2 separate regions of the Mus musculus genome follow, and region 2 is linked to region 1. The links are chromatin loops, found by intact Hi-C in ENCODE. Cell type or tissue: heart. All regions are shown on one strand.

Region 1 (8,000 bases):
GGTGCTGTCATGGCCGGGCCAGAATGGAGACGCTAACAGTCCTGGGCTGTGTGTCTTCCCCCTCAGTTTTCTCAAAGTGTTTTGAGCCAACAGTTCTGGAGGCAATGCAAAGGCTATGTGTTTTCTCTCCCACCATCCTTTGCAGTGTGGGACGTGCTCCCCTCTCTCTGAATGAAGACTCCGCAGAGCCTGTGATTTCTGTTCCTTCTTAGGTGGCACAGTTTTAGGTCTCTCAGTGTCAGCAATTGAGCATCCAGTTCTGTAGATTGATTCAAAGGTTTTCTGGGCATCTCTATTTCTCTCCTCTCTAGCATGGTCCTCTTTAGCAGGATGCCTGTCTCAGGAGGAGGAGCAAGGTAGGGCTTCCCTCCACACACTCCTTGGAGCAGTGGGCTGGCTGTAAGAGCGGTGGAGAAGGTGATTAGCTGGCTGTTTCAGTGGCTGTCACTGGGCAGTGGGGCCTATATCATTCTCAGATCTGAGTCTCCCATGTCTAGAGAAACCCATTATGAAGGCCCTCTCTCGAAGTTCCCACAACCCGGCAGATCCCACCCTACCCACCCCCGCGCCCCCAAGTCTGTTTTATTCCTCCCCAAAGTGTCTGCCCTTCCATCACCAATTGTGACCTTGTGAGTTCTTTTCCTCTGTGAAGGGAGCTTGTTTTGGAAGGTGAACTAGGACACTCCTCGAGGTCTCTTTCTTCTGTAGGCATCATCTTTGCTCCTTGCAAACTCTAAGATGCAAGTGACCTCAATGAGTCTTCCCACCTCCACAACAACAGCCCATCCTCTCTAAAGCTATCACTCCAACAGCAGTAAACAGAGCTAGCTCTCTTAAGGGTCCCTTTGAAGACCCATCACTGGGCATAGGGTAGTGGTGGCATGGAATAGAGGGGCCATGGGCTGGAAGGGAGCATGGCGTAGAGGGGCCACAAAGTAGAAGGGGCATAGTGTGGAGAAGGTATGGCCTACTCTCTCCAACCTGGCAACTTCCTCCGGAGAAACTGTCCTATAGCCTCTGTCCCAGAAGGAAACTCCCCCCCCCCCCAGGTCTTAAAAATATCTCCCAATTATTTGAGAGGCCCAAGAAGTGTGAATCAGGTTCTAAACAATTTCCTTGGAGTAGTATTAGGTGATGAGAAAGGACAGGATGCAGGCAAAAGGATTCTTGTGACATGAAACATGTGGGCTGGAGAGATGGCTCAGCGGTTAAGAGCACTGACTGCTCTTCCAGACGTCCTGAGTTCAAATCCCAGCAACCACATGGTGACTTACAACCATCTGTAATGGTATCTAATGCCCTCTTCTGGTGTGTCTGAAGACAGCTACAGTGTACTCATATAATAAATAACTACATCTTGAGAAAGATGGTGCAAAGCTGTATTTAGGTCCCAATCTATCATATGCATAAGTATGCAATTGGTAGCCAGTGTGAAGCCCCATGTGTTCAGAAGCCATCTGGACATACAAGTTTGCTGAGTCATGTATAGAGTTTGGGACTGGGGAAAAAAATGGTTTCTTTGAAAGTCTGTATGTGGTCATTTGATCTGGGGATTTTGTTTTTTTACTGTTGGGCCTGTTTTAAAATATCATCACTTCAGTATAGCCAAAAATATTAGAAAGAAAATGAAAAAAATTATCTGGACCGTCTTGTAATCTGGACACTTGGGAGACAGAGGCAGGATGACCACTGGAGTTCAAGGTCAGATAGGGTTATATAGAAAGACTCCATTTCAAACAAAACAAAAATTAAAAACAAAAACAAAACAACAACAACCCATACACATAAAGAAGGATATACAGGATGCTCACCACTTTGGTCTGTTGTGGCTTTGGTTTTTGGTGTGGGGCAGAGATGGGGTATGGGGAGGGTTGGGGAGGGACCCACCTAAGGCCTGAAGTATATTTAGCAAGCTATACCACTTATCTACCTTCAGCCCCATATAGTATTGCTTAGATGGGCAGAAACTAAAAATTAATCTATTTTTATCAAAGTGCGATTCATTAGGTAATTGTGATATAGTTAACTCAATATTTGCAAATATTAAAAACAATGATGTAGATGTCTATTGTTTTGGGAGATTGAAACCAGGGGTTCATGCTAAGCATGTCTTTATCATACCTTTTTTTTTTTTTTTTTTTTTTGGTTTTTCAAGACAGGGTTTCTCTGTATAGCCCTGGCTGTCCTGGAACTCACTTTGTAGACCAGGCTAGCCTCGAACTCAGAAATCCACCTGCCTCTGCCTCCCGAGTGCTGGAATTAAAGGCGTGCACCACCATGCCCGGCTCTTTATCATATCTTTATGTAGGCCTCACGACTACTTTTCTTTAATGTGGTCATGCCCATGATATATTTATACATGGAAAAAACATAAAATATCATTTCATCCTACATGTATGTCTTCCTACATGCATGAGCACATACAAGTGTGTACACACACACACACACACAAGCGCACACACACACACACACACACACACACAAGTACACACACAAGCACACACATACACACAAGCACACACACACAAGTACACACACACAAGCACACACACAAAGCACACACACACAAGCACACACACACACAAGCACACACACACACAAGCACACACACACAAGCACACACACAAGCACACACACAAGCACACATACACAAGCACACACACTGTATTAACATCAAGGTTCTTTAGATGGAATAAACTAACAGGATGCTTACACAATGGAGAGATTGATTTTGAAGAATTAGCTCATAAGATTATGGAGGCTTCTGTGGTTAGCAAACTGAAGGCCTAGGATGGTGAAGGCCAACAGATCAAATACAAGGAGGACAAAGATTTCAGTTTTAATCTGAAGGAAGGACAAAGCTTGGCATCTGAGCCGAAAGGCTCCAATGGAGCCAGAATGGACAAAGATCCTCTCCTAGGAATAAAGTGCATTTAAAAAGGAGATATGCATATGCAGGCATTCTTTACCAAGGTGTGGTTTAGCTGCCCCTCATCTCAAGGTCCTTCCCAACAGGTCTTGTCATCTCCAGGAATAGTTACTTGCTCTGGAGGGCACAGCTTTTTAGCATAGATAATCACTTCTTCTGAGGACAGGTGTGACCTCTTCTTCAAGGTTCACCTTGCCTTAGATCATAAAGGTTTTTATGGCTGTCTGTTGTTCTCGGAATCTAAGGTGGCTGCAGGTTTAGAACTGGCATCTTTAGGGCTCATGTGAGGAAATGCAGCAGCACTTTCTATTGGCTTGTTATAATACCCCGGCGGCATGCTTTCAGTAGTGAGGCCATCCTGCTTAGCCTTGGTGCACATATATTGTAGACAAATTCCCTCTCTAGGTCTCAAATCCTTGCTGTCAGGATGATGCTTGGCATAGACTGGCTTGGAAAGCAGAAATATTTAGGCACTCCCCCTCTCCCCCATCTCAATATACCAACAACACAGCAGATACTCAGTAAGTTTACTATATTGACAAAAATAAATGTGTCTGCGATCTAGTTTTTGACACCCCAGAGCCCTCAGTAAGTAAATATTGAGTTCAAATAGAAGTTTGATCTTGCCAGTATGTTTGTTTCAGGAGCCACATACTTAATAGGATCCTGTTGAGGGAAATTCTCATTGTAATGTTGAGAACTAAGATAGGGGCTTGAGAGATGGCTCAGCAGCTAAGAATTACTATTTTTAGAGAGTGCATTAAGCTGTTAACAGCCCCATAGAGTATTCAGTTCTAGGGGACATGACGCCCTCTTCTGGCATCTGTACTAAGGTGTGATGTCGTCCTGCCCATGTATACATGGGCTTAAAAATAAAATCTTTGCCGAACATAGCGGCTGTATGCCTTTAATGTCAGCACTCAGGAGACAGAAGCAGGGTGGTCTCTTACGAGTTCAAGGCTAGCCTGGTTCACTTAGAGAGTTCAAGGTTCGCCGGTGTTGTAAAAGGGAGACTTTGTCCCGCCTCCCCGAAAAGACTTTCCATTGGCTTTCACTTAACCAACTCCAGACAGCCTCCCTCACACAGCCTATCAGAATGAGGGGGCGGGAGCTTCTGCGCCTCTGACTGACAGTAGCGGCTCCCGGAAAATGTCGTGGCCTGTCGCAGTCTAAGGGTGTGCGGCTGCCATGGACAGCGAGCAGCCCGACAGCCTGGATGGCTGGGTTCCGCTGCGTGAGGACCTCTTCCCGGAGCCCGAGCGCCATCAGCTGCGTTTCCTGGTGGCCTGGAACGCCGCGAAGGGCCAGTTCGCCGTCACCTGTCACGACCGCACGGCGCAGCGGCGGCGGCGCGAGCGGCGGGAGGCCGGCGACGGGGGATGTAGCTGGGCCGGGGTGCTGTCGCCCGCCGGGTTCCGCGGCGCGCACCGGCAGCTGGCGGCGCTGTGGCCGGCCCTGGAGCCCTGCTTCCCGCCGCTGCCGCCCGAGCTGGACGCGGCGAGCGGCGCGGGCTGGGGCCTGGGACGCGGGCTGTGGGCCCTCCTGTGGCCGCTCCTGTGGCCGGCGCCTGCGGACCCTGGCGACTCGGCGCTGCAGGAGCTGTGCCGGCAGCTGGAGCACTACCTGGGCCTGGCGGCCGAAGGATGCGGCGGCGCCACCGTGCGCGACGTGCTCTTCCCGGCCCCGGGTGACTCGGCAGACTGCGAGGGCCTGAGCGAGTTCCGCGAGAGGACGCTGCGCGCTCGCCTGGGCCAAACGGCCACCCGGCTGCACCAGGTATGAGGCCCCGGGCCGAGGGCGGGTCCGCGGGACACTCGTGATGCGCACCGGGCGTCGCTGGTGCACCTGCGCCTCTGTTGAGAGAGAGTGGGGACCTTGAAGTTGAAACACGGTGGTGGTGGTGTTTTGTGTTTTTTTGTTTTTGTTTTCTGCTAGGATTATCAGAGTTCGGCTCCGCGCCGCCTGGCTCTCTTGGTTTGTTGTTGTTGTTGTTGTTTTGGTTGTTTGTTTTTGTTTTTGAAACAGGGTCTCAATCTGTGGTCCAGGCTGGCTTTGAACTCAGGACATTCCTCTGCCTCAGCCTCTCCAGTCCTGGGGTTAGGTAAAAGTTTACTTGCAGTTCTGAGCCAGGCTCTGCGCTTCACCTTTTCCCTGTTCTGGGCAGAGCAGGATGTTGTAATGGGAAAGGCCAGAAATATGAAAGTAAAACTGAAAACAAGGCATGTCCGTCGGAATAAAAACATAAGCTAAGTGGAAGCAATTTGGGGTTCTCCGGAGAAGATGAGGGATGGCTAAAACTGTCTGAGGATGAATGACATTTAAAAGATAGTTTTATTATTTTTTCTTCAAGCAATAAGGATTTTTATTATTATCTTCAAGCAGATGGAAAGCCCTCGGGGAGTGAGGCTTTACTCATCTGCCTTTAATGGCAACAACAAGAAGGCTCTTTTGGACCAGATAATTTGAGACACACACATTCATTATTTGTGTGGTAAACTTAACAGACCCTAAAGAGTGGGGACTTTTCACTTCACTGGAAGATTTAGGGAGAATGTATAAGTTTTACCCAGCAACAATTTCACGAAGAGAGCCAAGTTTCAGAGCTTCATTCCACATTCTGGACACTCCTCGGACATTTCCTGTTTTTCCTTATTGAGCCACGGTTCCAGTGTGTTTTCTGTTGCTCTGCTAAACACTCTGACCAGAAGCGACTCTGGGCAGAAAGGGCCTATTTGGCTTACAGGTTACATTCCATCATCAAGGGAAGCCAGGATAGGTTCTGGAGCACAGATATGGACGAAGGCTGGTTACTGGCTGTATGGCTACCTTTCTTAGCCCGGGACCACCTGCCCCCAGGTACCCACATTTGCTAGCAAGCAAGAAAAGGCTAATCTGATGGAGGCAGGCTAATCTGATGGAGGCAGTTGCTCTTGTGCTTCCCCTTCCCAGGTGTCAAGTACACAACTGAAGCTAACCATGAGTCATCATTAATTAAGCAGTGGTTTTGCTGTGTTTCTTTTGAGGAAGGGGAGGTGTATTCAACCATATAGCAAAATCTTGATTGTTGTATATTATCTTAAGCTAAATCTAGAATGAGTCTTTTAAAACTAAAATGGCTTTTAGAAGGATTCTGTTTGTGGGATCTTTGTTTTGAGACAGGGTCTCATATAGCCCAGGCTGTCCTGGAACTCACCATGTAGCTCAGGATGCCCCCATACTCTGATGACTCTCCTGCTTCCACCTCTGAAGGACTGGGAGTATAGGCTTTTGTCAGCAGCCCTGGCTCAGCTGGGATCACCTTACTCTATAAACTCACACACCTACTCCTCATGGTGTTGACTTCACTTTATACTATGAGGAAACTATGGGAGACTTTTCGGGCCAGCCAGCGTTTGGTCCTTAGCCTGATCATTTATATCAGACTTGGCTGTTTAACTAGTACTAGGGTTGGACCTGAGCCTGGTGCATGCATGTTGGACAAGCACTCTAAGTGATGAGTCATCTCCCTCCCTCGTTCTGCTTTCAAGCAGCTTCTGATTAGGTTGCCCAGGCTGCCCTCGAACTCTAGCCCAGGCAGACTTAGTCTCACCCTCACCGCTCCTTTCCTCCTGTGTAGTCCAGCCTCACAGGTCTTCTCTTTTCCTGATGTGTCCACCGTGCTTTTCAGAAGGTTCTGTTCCAGGATTGAACCAGTTTCAGCTTCCCAGAGTGAAGTCTGTAGTGAAGGCCGGATCCCCTTCCCGCTTTATCGTCCCAGAGTAGCTGAATTACAGGTCTGTTCCTCCAGACCAGCTCACAATTGGTTCATTTCTTATTTTCTTAAACCCCGCCCCCAATTCTTAACCTCTGTATACTGGAAAGTTACATTGTCCTCAAGTTCAAGTTCATTCCCTTGGGGACATTCTAGTAAGCTCATACTATGGCGCTATCCATCGGGGACTTAGAGACGGAGGGTAGAAGTACTAAGTGTGTCGCATCCACAGAAGTGTAGTCTTTTATGTTTGCTTGCTTTGAGGAGGACCTTGGCTTTGTAGCTCAGGCTGACCTGGAACTATTTAGCCCAGGCTAGCCTCGGGCTCACAGTAATGCTTTTGCTTTAGCCTCCCAAGTGTTGGGACTATAGGCTTGAGCCATCATGATAATTATGATGTTATCATAGTTATCCTCGAATTATTATTAAATAGCCATAAAAACAGTGTTGAATGACTGTGATAATATTCCACAGACCAGCCATCTTATTTAACTATTGTGTTATTGGGCCTTTAGTTGGAGAACACTTTCATGTTCACACAGTTTAAAATTGCTGTTTTAAAATTGGTATTTTAAATTTAATATTGGGTTTCTTTTATTTATTTTTGGTAAGATTTTTTTAAATGTCCAGATTCAAGCTCTATTTACATTTTACCCTCTAGGTTCTTCAAGATCACGGGAAAGCCAATACCATGGTAGCATTAATGAAAGTTTATCAAGAGGAAGATGAGCTCTATCAAGAATTAGTTACCATGGCAACCACATTCTTCCAGTATTTACTGCAGCCATTTAGAGACATGCGAGAAGTTGCAACTTCATGTAAGCTTGGTATTTTGGTATGTTTCCTGGTATTTTTATCTTACTACCTTCTTTGTATTATTATTTTAGCCACATATAAGGTTCAGTCTGTTTTCACTTTGAGTTCATCTTTATATTTAGATTTTATATATTTACATATATATTCATATATATACATACATACACACATATGTAATTTTTATTTATTTACTAATCTATTTAGAGACAGGATCTTATGTAGCCTCAGCTGGTCTCAAATTTACATTGTAGCTGAGGCTAGCCTTGAATTATCGACTCTCCTGCTTCCACTTCCCAAGTGTTCATCAGTGGTAGACCTTGTGCCTAGTGTTCAAGGCCCTGCACTTTGTCTCAGTACTGATAAAACTACCATCACCAATAAAAGTCAGGCCTCGTGGCACAAGTCTGTAGGTATAGCCATGCAGGAGGTAGGCCAAGGCCTGCCTGGGCAACAGAGAGTCAAGACTCAGTTTCAAAATAAAAAGTGAGGAAGGGTGTAGGACTG
Region 2 (8,000 bases), 170 kb before region 1:
ACCTGCAGGGATAAGCACAGATGTAGCAAAGGTTTTAACTTGAGGTGCTCCTCATTAGTGTATAAAACAGATACTTATTTTTATCAGTCTGAATTATGGAAACCCTGAATTCTATTCATGCATTTAGACTCTTTATTCATAATGCTTCTATTTACATAGCAGAATGTTATACAAACCTATAAAATATAAAAATTAATAAGAGAAAAAGGAAGCGAAATGGGGAATTAACATTCTGAAAGACTTCATGTAGATGAAACCTGTATGTTAGAGAGATACTGGGAGATTGATCAAAATGTCTGTAATAGTTATGTACAATGTCTCTCAATTTTGGGGGGGAGGGGAGTCTATTTTCTACAAACCTTTTATAACAAGCATTACTAGAAGAAAAAATACTTCTTAGTAAATAGGGTAAGGTGCTCAGATTTAACACTCTCCAAGCAAATTTGCTTTGTTTGTTTGTTTGTTTGCAAAATGTCCACACCAAAATGAGATTTTAAATTTTCATAAGGGCTAGAGAGATGGTTCAGTGGTTAAGAGCAGTGACTGCTCTTCCAGAGGTCCTGAGTTCAATTCCCAGCAACCACATGGTGGCTCACAACCATCTGTAATGGAATCTGATGCCCTCTTTTGGTATCTGAAAACATGCCACAGGGGCATATGTTCCACTATGGTCACAGTGGCCTTATTTGTGATAGCCAGAAGCTGGAAACAATCTAGATGTTCCACAACAGAAGAATGGATACAGAAAATGTGGTTCATTTACACAATGGAATACTACTCAGCTATTACGAATGAAGACATCCTGAGTTTTTCAGGCAAATGGATGGAACTAGAAAATATCATCCTGAGTGAGGAGGTAACTCAGATCCAAAAGAACATGCATGGTATGTACTCACTAATAAGTGGATATTAGCCAAACAAACAAACCAAAAAACCCCCCAAACAACAACAACAAAAACTCCAAAAACAGAAAAAAACCCACGATACAGTCCACAGAGCTCAAAAGTAAACCCAGAATACCCACGATACAGTCCACAGAGCTCAAAAAGCTTAACAAGCTGCAGTGCCCAAGTCAGGACACCTCAGTCCCACTTGGGAGAGAAGAAAGTGGGGAGGGAGGGAGGCAGCGAGGGAGGGAGGGAGGGAGGGAGGCAGCGAGGGAGGGAGGGAGGGAGGTGGGGATGGAGGGAGGGAGAGAGGGAGGGAGGGAGGGAGGTGGGAAGGGAGGGAGGGAGGGAGGTGGGAAGGGAGGGAGGGAGAGAGGGAGGGAGGGAGGGAGGGAGGGAAGGAGGGGCCTGAGAGGGGAAGAGGATAGGGAGGGGGAGGGGGTGAGAGAAGAACCTGATCTGATATTGGGTGAATTGAGTGAGGGAAAAGGAATGAAGCCCTGAGGGCCAGCATAAAGAATGGAAACAAGCAACCTCAGGAGGTAGGAGGTTGGGGGGGGGGGGGCCCTCCATAATACACCAGAGACCTGTGTGGTGAGAGACTGTCAGGACTCAAAGGGATGAAATAACAGTAGGGAGAGGGAACTTACAGAGCCCACCTCCAGCAGGAAGACAGGGCATCAATGAGGGAGAGGGGGGCCACCCCACAGTCACAACTCTGACCTATAATTGTTTCTGTCTGAAAGAATTACAAGGATGGAAATGCAAAGGAACTTGAGGAAAAGAAGGTCCAGTTACAGGCCCAAAGTGGGATTCGGCTCAATGGGAGGTCCCAAGACCTGACACTATTACTGAGGCTATGGAGCACTCACAAAAAGGGACCTAGCATGACCACACTCTGAAGACCCAATCAAGCAACTGAAAGAGTCAGATGCAGATATTGCACCCAACCAATGATCCCTGTTAAATTAGGGAATGTTGAAAGAAGCTGAGAAGGGCAATCCTGCAGGAGGACCAGCAGTCTCAATTAATCTGGACCCTTGAGATCTATCAAACATTGGACCACCAAACAGGCAGCATGCACGAGCTGATATGAGGCCCCCAACACACATACAGTAGAGGACTGCCAGGTTCATTCAGAGATGATGCACCTAACCCTCAAGAGACTGGAGGCCACAGGGAGTTTAGAGGTCAGGTGTGGTGGGGACATCCACGTGGAGACAGGGGGGTGGAAAGGAGGAATGGGATGTGGAACAGTTGGAGAAGTGGATGGGGGTTGGGGGAATAAAATATGGAGTGTAAAAGAAAATAATAAATTTTTGCATGAGACCAATGACAAAATGAAATTAGGATGATAATACAATGTAAACATACCAAGTTTCAAATAAAAAAGAAAATAATAAAACTTTTCACTGTGATCTCTTTCCCCTTGAATTATATGCCTCAGAAGGCATTTTCTCCTCCTTCCCTAACTTGGTCTTGTCTCTAAAACGTAGCTTTCCTAAGTAAATGGTGGTCCTTATTGTCTGTTCATAATTAACACTAACTGATTTACCTGTGGGCCAGATGTGCTCTATACAGACAGAACTTGTCAATTCGAGGTTTTTACTTCAGGCCTGTCACTCTGGTTTATGAGGTTTATTTGGTGAAAAAAACCTCAATGACTAAAGCAAATAAGAAACTAGTTTTCTCTTGAACATAATACTTTAGAATAGATGAGCTGTCCAAAAAGTAAATAGCTGGATTCCATGAGCAAACTCTCTTTGGAGCTGGTTTAAATTTGATATTAAAATCTCATTCCACAGGAAATCAGAACAAAGACTAGAAGAATAAGCAGCTCTGCTAGGAAGAAATCTATAAGCAACACCCATTTCTCCAGTTAACAGAGTATCACACGCCAAGCTGTAGGAGAGTCTGGGAAATTCAGGCTTTCTTTTAGTGTATGTAGACTTGATCCTCTTATTCTGTTATCCTTTTTGCTGCATCTTAGGAAAAAAATAGACTCCATTCTTCTCAAATTAGAAAGAAATTATTGTATTCATATTCTCTCAAGGCAGAATGCAAAGATTTTCCATTTTCTAATGTTTTATCTCTTGTTAACAAGAAACCAAGCTCACACTTTTAGCCTGTTAACACATTTTTGTTAATAAGGAAAGGCAAACCCTTATTTTGTAAACAAGGAACTAAAAAATCCATCAAGAAAATGGTATGAAGAAACAGGGGTATCCCAGGAATATAAGTACTAAATCTCGATTTCAAGGTGCTCCAAGTGTAAGTATTCCAAAAGCTGAGGGGTCACTGGCCCTGGGAAATATGCCCTGAATGTGATTGGAATCACCACCAAGTCAAATGCCTCCATCAGATTGCCTGTAAGCAAGTCTAGACAGCATTTTCTTCATTAGTGATTGATGTGGGAGCCCAGCCCACTGTGGGTAGTGCCACAATGGGCAGGTGGTCTTGGGGGATAAAAGAAGGAAGGTTGAGCAAGCCAGGAGGTAGCACTCTTCCATAGCCTTTGCTTCAGTTCCTGTCTCCGGGTTCCTGCCATGAGAACTCCCTCAGTCATGGAGTATGACCTGAGAGTTGTAAGCTAAAATAAAATAAACCTTTTCTTCCCCCCAAGTTGCTTGTAAGTCCAGAGTGTTTTATCACAGCTCTAAGACAAGGTATGTGACCAAGAGAAGAGGAATATGCCCAGATTCTTGCTTAACGATGTCAGTCTCTCAAGTGGGAACATCCTTTCCTAGGCGTTCTCAGATGCTGTCCACTCCATTTGGGCCACCACGTTGCCTTCTGAGATACAAGATGCTCACTCTTTCTTTTCTTCTTCCTTTATTTCCCTCTTTCCCATCTTCCCTCCTTTTTTCTTTTATTTCCTTCCTTCCTTTCCTTCCTTCCTTTCCCTTTTTTCCACCCAAGAATGCCTCCCTGCAACATTCCAGAACACTCACAGGCACAGATGACCACTTAACAAGTCAAGGAAAAGAGGACCCAAAATCTGTTTTGTGGAAACACTAATTAAACATCAGAGACTAAAGGGTGGGAACATATTATCATGCAAGGTTTTTGGTTAAACAAACACTAAACGGATTTGACTCCGTGTTCTTAATCACTATAGGATTTCAGGTCTTTAATAGTAATCTTTCCTATCCCAGAAACAAAAATTTCTCTACTCTTTAAAATCCTATTTTTGTATCCTTCAGAATAGGTTCTCCTTAGACATCTTACTTATTTAATTTACATATCTATTTCATAAGGTGTTGTCATGGAGCACAGGATTTTTTCATTTAAATTTCTAACTATTATTAGGATGAAAACAACTATTCTTGTTTTATAATTATTGTGTGCTTTGTTCTGAATATTTGCTTTATATCCGCTTTCTTATTAGTTGTAATAATTTTCTTTGCCATAGGGTCTCTCTATGTAGTCCTGGCTATCCTAGAAGTTGCTATGTAGACTAGGCCTCTGGTCTGCTTGCCTCTCCCTCTCTCCAAGTGCTGGGATTAAAGGTATGTCCTACTATAACCAGCCTTGTAATAATTTCCTAATGAGCTTTTAAATTCTCTAGAAATTAAGTGATATCCTCTCAACAATGTATAAAATTACACAACAACAAATAGGAAAAAATTTAAATACCACACCTAATACTGATTTCTGAAACCTTTACCTTCATCTCTGAGTGGCCTCCTAGCCTGTAACGTTATTCATTTATTTTTCAGTCAAAAGAGGTAAAATATTTACATTTGGAAGTTGAAACATAAGTAATTTTGTCAGTGATTAAGACATGATCAAGTTCTTAGTAGCACAACTCTCACAGTCCAGCAGATGGGGATGGTGCCACACAGACCAAGGCTTTTAAAGATCGAATTCAACACCAGTCTTCAGTTTCACAAATAAGGTGAGAAAAAGAACAAGAAAATTAACTTTTTAAGTTTAAGAGGGCTATAAAACTTATAAACCATGGAGCAGGAAGGTGTCATGCCCATTTTATAAATATGATTCAAAAGAAGTAAAGCAATTTTTACCAAGGTCACATAGGTCCCATTAAACCAATGTCACTTTGTCCTGATGTTCTTTAAAGGTTATTTAATTTTGTAAAGTCACAAATAAAGATTCCTTCGTAATCTGCAGTGTTTCTCATCCTCAGCTTGTGTTGAGAAAAGTTTAAAGCATAGTCCTTTTATGGCATTTTCTTTGTATCCTTTTTAAAAAGATTTTATTTATTTTTATGTATATGAGTACACTGTAGGTATCTTCAGACACACCAGAAGAGGGCATCAGATCCCATTACAGATGGCTGTGAGCCATAATGTGGTTGCTGGGAACTGAATTCAGGACCTCTGGAAGAGCAGACAGTGCTCTGAACCACTGAGCCATCTCTCCAGCCCTCTTTGTATCTTTTCCAACACTGGTATGACTTTACTGTAAGTTCCATGAACATTATAGGCTACAAAAGACTTTAATGACTGAATTTTGTATATTAGGCATTAGGAAAGCAATTAACGGAGGAAAAACAGCTTCAAGTCTTGATATCATGGATTTACAAGTTTTGTGGTAGACACAAACTAAATAATCACACAAATGAGGTGTTTGGAACAGATACGGAACTAGAGAAGGAACACATGGAGAGTTCCTGGATGTGGGTGGAAAGGGTTTCAAATTCTCCAGGGAAGCAGTTTTCAGTTATCTTGTTAGTGTAATTTGCCCTGTCCTTCAGCATGAAATGGCTGAAGTATTTTTTTTTCCAAATAAAATAACCAAGAGCTCTGCCCTGTTTTTTTAATCATAAATTCTAATTTCATATCCTTTCCTTTACTGCAAGTTAGCATTTACTGTCCTCTGAAAAGAATAAATACAACATTCAAACAAATTACACTCCAAAACAACTTAATTGCATTTCCTATGTATAGATAATATTTAAGACTGCAGATATATTATTTTAGATGCTCAGTTTAGTATACTGACTTTACTAAGCAGTTACTTCTCTGGACTCAGTCAGAAGAAAGTTACTTCAGTTACTTTTTGTTCAGAGCACCAAACTGCTGGAGGAAAGAAAAGCTCAACCTACATAAAACTAAATCCTTTAGTACAAGTTTGGATTTTTAAGTTCATTAAGAAGGAAACTAAAGATGCTGGCTCAAACTGATTTCACAGCTATTCTAAGTGGGGAGTTATGCTTGTAAGCACACCTTTATACTTAGGGACAGAACTATAAAAGTGTGAATTCACAATTATTATGCCTAGCCAGCATTAATGTTTTTAAAAGTTCAATTTGTCAGTTAAAGATGTATAGTTATATAAGCTGACTTTATAGCACTTTCCCTGAGTTATTTATTGGGAAGTAGATAAAAACTAGATTAAAAATTGCCTACCATCTTTTAATTTCTTCAACAATGGAGACAATCACAACTCTCTTTAAGGCATGTTTTAGATATCCTGGTAGTTTCCTGTGCCACGGGAAAAGATTAAAAACACAAATAGCTTTTAAAAGGTTGTTCCACTTATTAAGGAGATAGGAATAAAAATGAGAATTTTACTTTACCAAGCTGTGAAAATTATAGTTACAACATTCAGTGGTGACAAGTCATTTTGATAATCTTCTTTACTAGTGTAGGTGAGGCAGCACTGTCAAACTGTACAAGGGACAAGAAGGGACAGCATTTCCATACATGCAAGGGTTTTAAAACTTTTGTAACTGCTTAACCTAAACTTAGTACTTTCAGTACTATAATCTCTTGCAGGGCTCAGGGTCGGCTTCAGTAGCAGCATCAGTTCTAAGTCCTTTCTCCAGAAATATACCACCTAAATAAAACACATTAACACTCATTCCTAAATAAAGACATTCATCACAACATTATCAAAGGTGAAAAAACTTCTAAGTAATCATTTCCCTTAATATGAATGATGACTTTAATCAATAAACACAGGCTCAATCTAAGACCATGCTGTTTTGCCCTCTCTCTTACCCTTGACTAAGAACACTCTAGTTGAGCATAATGGACATGCCTTTGATCCCAGAACATTGAGATTAAGGTAGGAGGACCATGAGTTCTGGACCAACTTGAGCTAACAGTGAATTATAAGTCAACCCAGTTATATAAGGAGACCCTGTCTTAAACAAGTCTTTACATGACTGGATTAGTCATCCTGGTACTCCCCTTAAATGTCATTTTCTCAAATAGGAGATACACAGACAGTCAGTCAGTCAGTCAGACAGACAGACAGACAGACAGACACACACACACACACACACACACACACACACACACACACACACACACGGGGAGGAGGGTCTTCCCTAAATTTTCACCCATCCTGACCCATACAAATCATATAACCACTGAACCTCTGTCCCAGTAATTCCAGTAATTCCCTATCTGGTACAACTGTTTAGTTTTCAAATTTTATGGAATAATCTGGAAAGTCTTGTTTGTGCTACCTTCTACCATCCTTCTGTACCCACACACATACTATTCATAGCTTTGCTACAAGAGAGCAGATGCTGTGTTATCTGCTCACATCTGTAGTTACAGCATCCAGAACAATTTGATTATTATGTGTTAACTAAATAATTGTCTCTTTGTATGTGTTTTTAAATATTGTTGAGTCTTATTCTCAAGAACACTACTGTAATTTAAGGGTAGGTTCTCTGCTGTGCACTGTAGATATTTTCTTTCCTTTTTAGACACATATATTCATTTAAGTTATACAACTCAACCAGGCATGTTAGCCTGACTCCTGTACTCCTACTTGAGAGGACTAATAAGCAAGAGGATCATCTGATCCCACAATTCCAAATCAGTCTCAGAAACACTGAGAGATGCCATCTCAACAAAATTTACATATATACATAAAAACAAACATGCTTGTTATACAATTCAATGGCTTTTAGTGTCACAACACTAAACACTAAAACATTCTACCACTCCCTAAAGAAACTGTCCAGGAGCTATTCCTATTCCCCCTCTGACCCCTTCTGGGCACCATTAGCCAGCTAAATCAATCAACCCATCCTCCTCTGGATATTCACAAAAAATGGAACCATACAATTATACAGCCTTTTAAAACGTTTGTTTCCCTTGGTGTGTTTTCAAGACACATCCACACTGCAAT

The links. A loop is a pair of places that touch in the nucleus more often than their neighbours do. Peaks named below come from ENCODE experiments on the same cell type or tissue, not always from the same donor. Only the 100,000 strongest peaks of a DNase experiment are listed, where the experiment ranks them.
Region 2: it touches region 1 in a loop (1.8-fold over the local background); 2 of 42 quality-filtered maps call a loop at or near these places.

The regions. Positions count from the first base shown.
Region 1 is chr7:81,567,205-81,575,204 of GRCm38, forward strand. It overlaps Whamm (WAS protein homolog associated with actin, golgi membranes and microtubules), which reads left to right and starts at 4,088. Exons shown (of 10, transcript NM_001004185.3): 1 at 4,088-4,705; 2 at 7,342-7,515. The coding sequence starts at 4,118. In heart, CTCF peaks have their summits at 3,753 (motif pointing left) and 4,507; DNase peaks (open chromatin) are centred at 4,047, 5,657 and 6,407; H3K4me3 peaks cover 3,017 bases; H3K27ac peaks cover 4,411 bases.
Region 2 is chr7:81,394,434-81,402,433 of GRCm38, forward strand. All of the region lies in intron 2 of Cpeb1 (cytoplasmic polyadenylation element binding protein 1), which reads right to left. Among named protein-coding and RNA genes, the nearest start is that of Rps17, 53 kb to the left of the region's middle. In heart, a CTCF peak has its summit at 4,703; no DNase peak of the experiment used is centred here; H3K27me3 peaks cover 370 bases.